2 separate regions of the Mus musculus genome follow, and region 2 is linked to region 1. Evidence: chromatin loops called from intact Hi-C (ENCODE). Cell type or tissue: left cerebral cortex. All regions are shown on one strand. Links, peaks and the distances in the headings refer to the core of each region. The heading gives the core; the rest is flanking DNA.

Region 1 (5,392 bases), core at 125-5,124:
TAAAGAAAGATTTTAGGCAGGAAGAGAATTTCCATGACAACAAATGGAAATGTTTCATAGGAAATGACTGGAAAACCTAGCTAGGATGCAGATCTTATTTGTAATTTCACAAAGTTTTATCTCTACACAATTGCATCAGAACACTTTACATATTAAATGAGAGTTTTAAATAATTTAATACTGTAGTACATTTCTTTGGTTAAAAAAAATTACATTCAAGAAAAAAAAAGGTGTGTTTAGTGTTCATCCAAAGACTGGACTCCAAAACTGCACCTGGAGAAATACTTGTTCTCGCATCAGTTGGGTACCAGTTACTTATCATCAGTGGTGAGTTCTAAAATTCAGAATAAGTCAGAGTGAAGCTGTACTGCGGTCTTGACCTCCTGTCTTCCATTAACACTATTGTAAGACGTCATTTACGTTAATGCTTTAAAAGTTTTTCTAGATCCCAAACAAAGACAAGAACTTAGGTTCTTGGACTATATTTGAATTCTGAAAAGGTGGCAGCACTGTACCTCTGAAAGCAGAATTAACTTGATTCATTCAAAGTTGTACATAAACCATGAAATGCATTTTTGGTTTAGTGAATTTGTTTCTGATACTCTAAAGGGGATTGTCTTAATTTATCTACAAAATTTCAAAACAATTCTGAATAAATAGTTACTATCAAAATGTAAGCAGAGATAAAACTGATAACATGTTATTATTGTACTGGCTCCAAATAGCCATCTAAATATATCGAGTTACAAATAGAACATTTTAGGTAAGACGTATTTCGGATCACGTGGGTCATGACTATTGTGAAGTCTGTGTTTTTAATTGATGTATTTAGAACTTGCCTAAGACTATACCCATTGATTTTTTTTGAAGCTACAAGGAAATATTGCTAGTTAGTTAAACTGATGTTGCAGATAAAAACATGGTTTGATTCTCAGACATTGTTTACTCATTTTAAAAGCCACACGTACTCTAGAAGGATACAAATTCCTATTTTAATGTTCTTGTTATTAACTCAGATAATTTCTTTGCCTAATGACCATCAATATTCATTGCCTGGCATTTTTCTGCTATAACTTTTGGTAATTAGGATTGTTTTAAATGATGCTACAAATATAGGTGAGAATATTAAAATAAATCATACAAGATGGTTATATGCTTTGAAACATTAATTCAATAAAAATCAGAAGAGTTTGTGGAGGTACTAATTTACAATAGTTTATTAATATAATACTTAATTTCAGAAAATCATCTGGCTTAGAATAATGCTTTTCAACTTCTGTTCCTATGAATGACACTGGGTTATTTAATGTGCTGATTTCGCTTCTTTCTCCAGTTATTTAATGACTATTTGTAACAAGTCCTATCTTAAACTCACCTTGTCTGTTTTTATACATCAGGGAACTCGGTAGTATAAATAAAAATAAAATAAAAACATAAATCAGCCGCAAAGCTTTTAAAAATTACAAGTGTACAAATTAATGTTTCAATTACATTGAAAAACATGTGGAAACTGAGCCAAAAATCACTGAGGAGTTACTCAGGATGAGTTTGTAATATTTTGTTTATTTGCCAGACTACTAGAAATTGAGCTCAGAATGCTAGCATTGAAAGGCATCTTGCAGCTTATATTTCACTTAAGTAAGAAAACGTAGAATTTAATAAATTATGCTAATAAGCACAATTTTAATCCAAAACTGATATCTCCCATTCCTTAGCAATAACCTGTGATGCCGCTCTGACAGCCACTTGTTAAGTAGGCACTAGCTCCTTAGATTCTCAGGACAGTCTGTACTGTGGCAAGAGAGACCTGCAGCTGCTTCATCTCAGCATCATAGCTGAAAATCTAATTTAATTCCTCTGCTTAATGAGCTAATCCACTTGCTTATCGTGCCTCTGTTTATGTATTTATGGAGACTCCTTTCACACTCTTCCCCCACAAGTTTCCAGTATAATTGAAGTAACACAACTCTAAGCTTAAGAGTTTAAAAACCATGAAGTAATGTAGAAATCACTACATTTTCTTAACCCTGGGCAGTTGTGGGGTTTATGGTTGGTTGGTTGTTGGTTGGGTTTTTTGTTTGTTTGTTTGTTTGTTTTGTCTTGTTTTTGTTTTCCCCTTACCTTATTTGTAAGACACCCATGATCTTAATACAGTGGAGACAATTCATGAACACCCCCCCCAAAAGAAAAAAACCCAATACAAACAACAACAAAAACAAAGGAAAACCAAAAATGGGGTATTTACACAAATCTAGCAACAAAGAACAATGAAAATTCCATTGGTTCCCTAGTTAGAGGTGTAAATGTCAAAAGAAGCGGAAAGCAAACAGAAGTCCAAGCCGGTGGCTTTTCTTCTTAATCCAACTTTGTGTTCAGCCACACAGGAAGACTCTGGAACCCCATAGTCTTCTGCCATCCCTTCCTTAGAATACTGATTATGTGGAAAATTTAAAGACCCTTCCTGGGGTGCAAATGTTTTCCAGCTGTCAGGACTTGAGCTGGTAGTACAACTAACTTTAAAAAGGCATTGTTTCCTGATTAAGGTATTTGTTCAGAAACTTGCCTTATAGCCCGCTCACATCGTTAATAATTGGTAAATTTATTTTCTAAAGTATCACTGTAAATACTCTTATGCACTAGTAGTACATTTTGTATGCATTCTGGAGTAAGACTCTCTAGTATCCCTTTGTAGACTAAATGAAGCGGTTTCAACATTATTTCAATGCCACTTACTAAATTCTTGTTAGAAACATTGTCATAATACTTAAGAATAGTGCTGAGAATACATACGTTTATTTTGAATAATACACTTACCTGGCACAGCTCCTAAGGAAATTCTGTGGGAATAGTCTCAGGAGGGAGTTTGATTTTCTGAGATACTGCACAAGAGTTTCCCGGAGGCGAGGTGTGGAAAGCTTTGCAATGTGGTCCTGCAGGCAGCGTGAGGTCCAGGCAACAGAGCCCGCCGGTCCTAAGGCAGAAGTGCACGCTGCGAAGAGAGGGCTTGTTCTGAGTAGATGGGGAGTGTTGTCAGATTGTAAGCGATCAGCAGCAGAAGGGAAACATCACAGCTTCCTGTTACATCACCCCGCCCCGCCTGCACTTAGTGTTAGGTTACTTTCTTTCTCAAATAGCTTACCCCAGGAAAGGAGCAGCAACTCCCTTCTCACTCTGACAAGAGCAAGAAGCAGCCTGAACAGACAGAGATCCTTTGCTGTATGAACACATTGTTACCAGCAAAAGCTGGCTGCCTTTCACCTAGACTGAGTTCTGTTAGAACTTGCTGCCTGGGATTTGAAGGCGATCTTGGTGTAAAAGAATCAAAGGAGTTAGGAGTGTGGGTGTGTGTCGAATTAAGGTTCACAGAACAACCAGGAACAATTTATCAGTCACATCTTTTTTTCTTAAATGTGCATGGAATTTTGAGCATCAGAATTACTAATTCGGACTCAATTTTGAGCACTAATATCTGATGCAACTCCACAACCAGTTTTGCATGAGAAGATGAACAGGCTTCGGGCTGTCCTTTCTAGGAGTTCCTGAGTTGTATGTCCTGTAAAGCCAGACTGTGTATAGAGTATGAAATCATTGTACATACTTTTAAATATCTGACATAATTATATCATTTTATATAATCTAAACATTATACTAGTTGTACCTCAAAATAACCTTCAAGGAAAGGTGGCTTTAGTTTAACATGATACTATGAAATAATTTCATACAATAAATGAACTTCAATTTAAAAAAAAGTTTTCCCTCTAAACATAATTATATCATAAAGTAAGAAATCATTGCGTATGATCAGGAAAAAAAGCCTATAAACCTGAAATATACTTGTTAGTTTTATATAATATGATAAATTATGAGATTTGGCAATAATCATAACTCCTGAAGCCAGACAGCACTAAAAGTCACATGATCTTTGCATCAAATGTCTCACGTATAAACTGGAAAGGATGGATAAAATAATATAATTTGTCTGTTTAAACTTTGAATCAACATATTTTATAACATTTAGAAAATGGCAAGTTCTAACTAGCTACTACAATCTTGCTGCTTCACCTTGGAGGAACAGACGAATAGCGAAGCTACTACAACCAAGTAGCAGATGAGGAGCTCAAAGTCCTAGCAGATGAGGAACCGCACTAAAGACACAGGGTGCAGAATCTCTGGATATCGTGTTCCTGAAAGACACCGCCATTTTTAAATGTTTCCTATCTTGATCCATGGAGGAGATTTATTGCAGAATCTTTAATTCTGTATATGGATATAGAATAGGATGCATCCGTTTAGAAATATGGGACATAATTGACCATCTCCATCACTGAAAATGGAAAGTCTGTGTAAGAAGCTGAACTACACAATGTAGTTTTAAGAGACGGCGATAAACTGGGAAGTTACTTTGTGGACACTTTAGTTTTGCTTTCTATAGGGAACTGTTGAATTATATTTTCCTGTGCTGTTTCCTTCAGCTCATGGGGTGAAAAGTCAGCATTATAAATCACTACTGCCTCCTAAAATAATAACTCATTAATCAGAAAAACAGTAAAACACATTCTTGGGTGAAACCACAGAGTTCTGATGTGGAGTCGCATGTTGCACAGGGGCTCAGGAGGAAAGCAGTAGAGAGTAATCATGTCCCCTTGCAGATGTTTATACTCACTGGGACAATACTGACAGAACTTTTAAGTATGATGTTTACAGCTTAAAGTTCAGGCAAAACAAATACTAGATTTTAACTTCTAAATGATCATCATATATGCTCCTGTATCCATTTCTAAGAATATCTGACCTCTGAGACACAGACTGGTGTATACAAAGCTACATACATTTCCAGTAAGTATTAAAGCATTAACATGTTTTTGATTCACTCATTGGATTTGTTCAAACACAGCAGAGTCTTAGTAAGTAAAGGGGTTCGTTCTTTTAGATGATGCCTGAAAGATCACAAGCCGGCAATCATTCTCCTGTATAATAGATATACATGGTGCTGTTGTAAATGGGAAATTTAATACAACCTGTAGTGTTTAGTATAAATTATTGGTTGTGTATGTAGGTTTATGGCTGTGGTGCATGAAGAGTCTGGATAATTCTTGTTAGTATCATACATGTGTCTTTCATAGAAAGAAAAGTAAACATACTTCCCAATAATAAGGTCATTAAAAGTTACCACGTTATGAACATGAAAAAAATATGAATACATGCTATAAGGACTTTGGGGAAGCTGGACTGTGCTGAGACATGTAGAAACAAGTGAAAAGATTGAAGAAACTTCTCAAGTGTGTGCTTTAGTATGACACAAATGTTTGGATAGCTATGGTAAAGCTAAATGAAACTGTTTCCAAAAATCAGGTGATTCCGAGCCAATGGGGTATTGTTAGTACATTCATTC
Region 2 (5,392 bases), core at 297-5,296, 360 kb before region 1:
TCCAGGTGGCAATATACTGCATTGGTTTTAGTGTCTCTGGTACCCTATTTTTGACCAATAATTTCGAGGAAGATGCTTTAGGATAAAAAAAATCCAACCAACCAACCAACTAACCAACAAACAAACACTTTCCAACGACCTCAAACATGCAATAAGTATTTGTACCCAGCTATGATGTGGATTATGAACACAAAGCTTTTTCTACAGCACAGCATTCATTCTTATTGTTTTAGGGATGAACTTTGAGACATAAAGTTGAATTACACAGCAAAATGAAAACTACATTTTAAATTTTTTTTTAATTTATTTTTTTTAATTAGGTATTTTCTTCATTTACATTTCAAATGCTATCCAAAATTCCCCCACACACCCCCCCCACTCCCCTACCCACCCACTCCCACTTCTTGGCTCTGGCCTTCCCCCATACTGAGGCATATAAAGTTTGCAAGACCAAGGGGCCTCTTTTCCCAATGATGGCCGACTAGGCCATCTTCTGATACATATGCAGCTAGAGACACGAGCTCTGGGGGTTCTGGTTAATTCATAGTGTTGTTCCACCTATAGGGTTGCAGACACCTTCAGCTCCTTGGGTACTTTCTCTAGCTCCTCCATTGGGGGCCCTGTGTTCCATCCAATAGCTGACTGTGAGCATCCACTTCTGTGTTTGCCAGGTCTGGCATATCCTCACAAGAGACAGCTATATCAGGGTCCTTTCAGCAAAATTTTGCTGGTGTATGCAATGGTGTCAGCGTTTGGAGGCTGATTATGGGATGGATCCCCGGGTATCGCAGTCTCTAGATGGTCCATCCTTTCATCTCAGCTCCAAACTTTGTCTCTGTAACTCCTTCCATGGGTGTTTTGTTCCCAGTTCTAAGAAGGGGCAAAGTGTCCATACTTTGGTCTTCGTTCTTCTTGAGTTTCATGTGTGAAAACTGCATTTTCAATATCACGTTCATGTTGTGGCCAGACGCCTCTTGTCCTTGGTTTCCCTGATGAAAGTCTTTGTATGACTTAGTGAAATTCCAGAATCATCAGTTAAGCTAGAGGACCTTCAGAGAGGTTCTAGGCAGATTCTGTTATGAATATAGAGATAACAAAGTACGTTTCTAATGGCCAGGTAAATTCACATCCATGATTCTTTCTCATTCGGACTGGGTATGGTGTATTTCCATGCCTTGGAAGGTAACATGTGAAAGTCATGGGAAATGAATTATTTTCTATAATTCCTCAGAATTTTATGAATAAGTTATGGACTCAACAAGTGACTTCATTACTCATCAGCAATTAAAGATAAAACAGCATTGAAAATCAGTCTCTTTCAGAATAACAAAACCATGCCATCTGAATTTTAAAAGAGTTTACATATTTTTCTGTGCTGAGTTCTGTATATATGTTTATGAGTACGCTTGAATGTTTGTGTGTGTGGGTAAATGAGAAAGGATAAGAATGTTTGGTGGTTAATGGTCTTAGTAGTAGAATGAATGTGCAAAAGAAAGGCAATTCTTCCTTTATCATGTGTTAATTAGTCATTTCCAATTATGTGACTATTGAACTTTGAATATGATTAAATGGCCAGAGGCAGATAGGGAATTGGCAATATGATAATGTATGCGATATACAGGTCGCATCTTTTGAATCAATAAGTTGCTTCCCCTGGTTAATGGAAGACAATGGGTCTATAAAAAACTGTGAAAATTACAAAGCTCTTTTGTGTGTGTGTTAAATTGTGTCCTTGATGTCATTTCTGAGACCTCTCACCTCTTGACTAATATGAAATTGTTCTAGGTCAATGATTACATTATTACTGGAAGAAATTGGATTATTTTGTGGCCATAGAGAATTCAGATAAAGAGCATAAAATTCAAGCAAAAGCAATTGAAAAATGTCACATAAGAAATTTGGAGACCTCCTATATTTATGCATAAATATAGTTGCTTCAACTACTCAATTTATTCTAAATAAAAACTTGAATGCCAAGTGCTGAGATATGTATGCCAATTCTTTTCACAGTGGAAGAAGAAAGGACTTGCATCTGTATAAAGATAATGTTAAATGATGATTTCATTTTCCACTTCTTGGTTAGGGAGAGTAAGTATGTCATTACCTTATCAGTATTGCTTTCTCTCTGCCTCTCCTTCATTTTATTTTTCTCCATCTGGATTATTTATTTTTAAGATATCCCATGCGTATTTGTTGTTGCTATGGGCAAACACAGGAAGAGAAGTATTTATTGAGTGGGTGGTTTGAGGAGATACAGTCTCCGTGGTGGAGAAGGCCTGGTAGTAGCAGGTGACCCATGATGGCAGGACTGTGCTGGACTTCCCCAACTGCTCTCAGCTCAGTGAACACTTAGTAGAGAGGAAACAGGAAGCAGAGGAGCTGGCCTATCAATCTCAAGGTCTGCTCCACAGGGCCCCCCCCCCTTTTTTTTTCTAGCCAGGTTCTACCTGCTGAAGGCTCACATCTTCCTGAAACATCACCACCAGCCAAGGACCAAAGTGCTCACACACATGAGCCCACGGGCAACATCTCACACCCAAACTGTAATAATGTCCTTTACTTTTTAATTGCCTTTTTCTTACTCTGAGTTAAGTTTCAAGGGCAGAGACCTTTGATTTATTAATTGACCCAGTCCGAATATTTTGGTGTGTCCAAACTCTTCCTTTCTGGGTGAAGAAAGGTGCCTTACAGAGGAATTTGCGAGATTAAAAACAAAAAACAAGAGACAAAAAACAAAACAAAACACCAAAAAAACTTCCTTGTCTCTGTCTTCTTCTATAAGTATCTGCTTATGATTTCAAATTTAAGCTTAAAAGGCTTATAATTGTTATGATTGATAAGAGGGCAGGGATGTGTAATGTTGATTTTGGTTTTTGTAACGTAGTCTTCATTCCTTGATCACAGACTATTTTATTCTGTTAGAAAACAAAACAAACGAACAAATCTCAGTTCTCTTCTTACTTCAAACACTAGATGTCTCTCTAGGGATGTTCAGAGTCCCTGGATTCCACAGCAAGGAGACATTCATTTAGGCATGCCACCTCTCAGAAGACAGAAGACAGCCACGGGTTCTGCACCTTGATCCTGTCTAGTGTCGTGTGGTTGAAACAGGCATGCCTCTTTTCTACAGATAGACGTTCGTACAACAGTAGAGAACATGTAGAGCAGTATGACACATATCCGTTCAATCTGTCCACAAAGCAAGCTTATAGACCATGCAGCGTTTTTATCTTTATAGTTTGAGAAATGAGGCCCAGCAATATTGTAGATCAGTTGGAAACCTGACTTAACAACTCATAGAGGATCTGAAAGTCACTCACTTATTTTCTCCTTCTTTCTCTTCCCTAGGGGTTGGAGAGGATGCTAAGAACATGTACCCAAACAGCAGAAGACCCCAGTTTGGTTTCCAGCACCCACATTGGGCAGCTCAAAACCACCTAAAATCCAGCTCCAACACCCTCTTCTGGCATCAGTGGGTACCTGAACTCAGGTACACATCCCTTACTCTTCCATATATACACATACTTAAAAACTAAAATCTTAAAATAAAGGCTAGAAGAACCTGAGGAGGAGAAAGACCCCATAGGAAGACCAACAGTCTCAACTAACCCAGACTCCTGAGATCTCTCAGACACTGAGGCTCCAACCAGGAAGCATACACTAGCTGATATGAGGCTCATGACACATGACACATATACAGCAGAGGACTGCCTGGTCTGGCCTCCGTGATGCACCTAACCCTTGAGAGACTTGAGGCCTCTGGGAGTAGGGAGGCCTGGCTGGGAGGGGACATCCTCTTAGAGACGGGAGAGGAGGAATGGGATGAGGAACTGTCAGAGGGCAGACTGGTATGGGTGTTAGGTCTGGACTGTAAAAAAAAATTTGTTGTTAAAAAGATGACATTCTCTTCCATGCATAGTAAAAGTTTAGTGTTCATTTGTTACACTTAACCATGTTAACGAAACCTTTCTAATACTACAATCATTTTCATTTAATACTTCTAAATTAGTGTATATGCTCAAGTAACATGGAAGTCTGAGGCTACCCCTCCCTTTGGTCTGAACCTTGGATAACCCTGGCTTGTGATTAGCTTTGAGGAGGTATACGTGTGAGCCTACATTCCTCTGTGGACTTTATTTGCTGCCAGAAGAAACATTTAATTTCCTGATGGGAGAAACTTATCTTTAAAGGAAGAGTCCCATTCTTTCTATTGTTACTTGAGGTTCCCTAAATGGTTTCAGTTTTAATGTAGTACAAACAAGGACTCCCTTAGATTATGGTTAAATAAATATATATAGGAAATGTTCCTTCTTACGAGTTTGTGTATTTTATGTGATAATGGACCAGTCTTGTTTTGATATGTTAGTAACACCCATGAACAATTTTGCTGCTATGTCCTAGCAAAGATATTGGTGTCTTGCTTTTTCCTGAAGTACATACCAAAGTCTAGGAAAATGCAAAATTAACTATCTTTTGAGCGGGAATTCTATATAATTTATAATTAGAAAAACTAAACTATTTCAAATTCTAAATTTACATTATAAAAATGATTATCTTCAGCTACTTAGAAGTTTTTATTTAAAACACTCATACTTACCTTCTTTTTCTACCTTATCTCCCTTATAGCTTAAAGGAAACCAAATTGCGGAAGTGTTCATGGTTTCACTGATCTTTCTCTCTTAGTGATTTGTCCTATCATTGTCATATCGGGTCCATCTTGAAAGATAAAAACGTTGGCCAAGTTTAGCTGAAAGGAAGTCATCACTGACTCACAGAAGAATCATGGTTTGGATAGCTCCAATTTGCTTTAGAGATTTTTTTTTTTTTTTTTTTTTTTTTTTTTTTTTTTGCCTACCTTTTCCTGACTTCAAGAAGGAAGAATTTCTTATATTTCTTATACATGGAGAAATGTGTGCAGATAAATTGAGTCTTGCTCTGTGAATTATACATCCCATGATCATCTTCCTTCCCTTCTTCTAGCCCTCCTTACTCAGTGGCTTAAGAGGGGTGTGCTAGTGTTTTGGTTTCATAGGAACTGAGCTTAGTAATCTTTTCAGAGCTGAACAATAGTGGCTGGAAAGTAAGAATGGTGAGATTTAGAACCCGTCAGCCGTGAGGTTCAGAATCTACTTGCCATGCTCAAGAACAATGGACATCTTGTTAGAGATGAAAAGTGAAAATATACTCAGAATACTTTAAGACTGGAAATACTAATTAGGGTTATTACGCAGAACATTATTGAAAGAAACATTAAATGATGCATTTTCTTTTTTATTTATTTATTTTTATTTTTTAATTAGGTATTTATTTCATTTACATTTTCAATGCTATCCCAAAAGTCTCCCACACACTCCCCCACCCACCCACTCCCACTTCTTGGCCCTGGCGTTCC

Evidence for each region. Peaks named below come from ENCODE experiments on the same cell type or tissue, not always from the same donor. Only the 100,000 strongest peaks of a DNase experiment are listed, where the experiment ranks them.
Region 2: a loop joins it to region 1, with 4 times the contacts of the local background. A loop is called at or near these places in 11 of 42 quality-filtered maps.

Annotation. Positions count from the first base shown.
Region 1 is chr2:84,422,256-84,427,647 of GRCm38, forward strand. Calcrl (calcitonin receptor-like) reads right to left here and starts at 3,011. Exons shown (of 16, transcript NM_018782.2): 1 at 2,815-3,011. In left cerebral cortex, for the core only: no CTCF peak of the experiment used is centred there; a DNase peak (open chromatin) is centred at 3,068; H3K4me3 peaks cover 1,949 bases; H3K27ac peaks cover 863 bases.
Region 2 is chr2:84,062,256-84,067,647 of GRCm38, forward strand. No RefSeq gene overlaps it. Among named protein-coding and RNA genes, the nearest start is that of Zswim2, 120 kb to the left of the region's middle. In left cerebral cortex, for the core only: a CTCF peak has its summit at 2,967; a DNase peak (open chromatin) is centred at 3,015.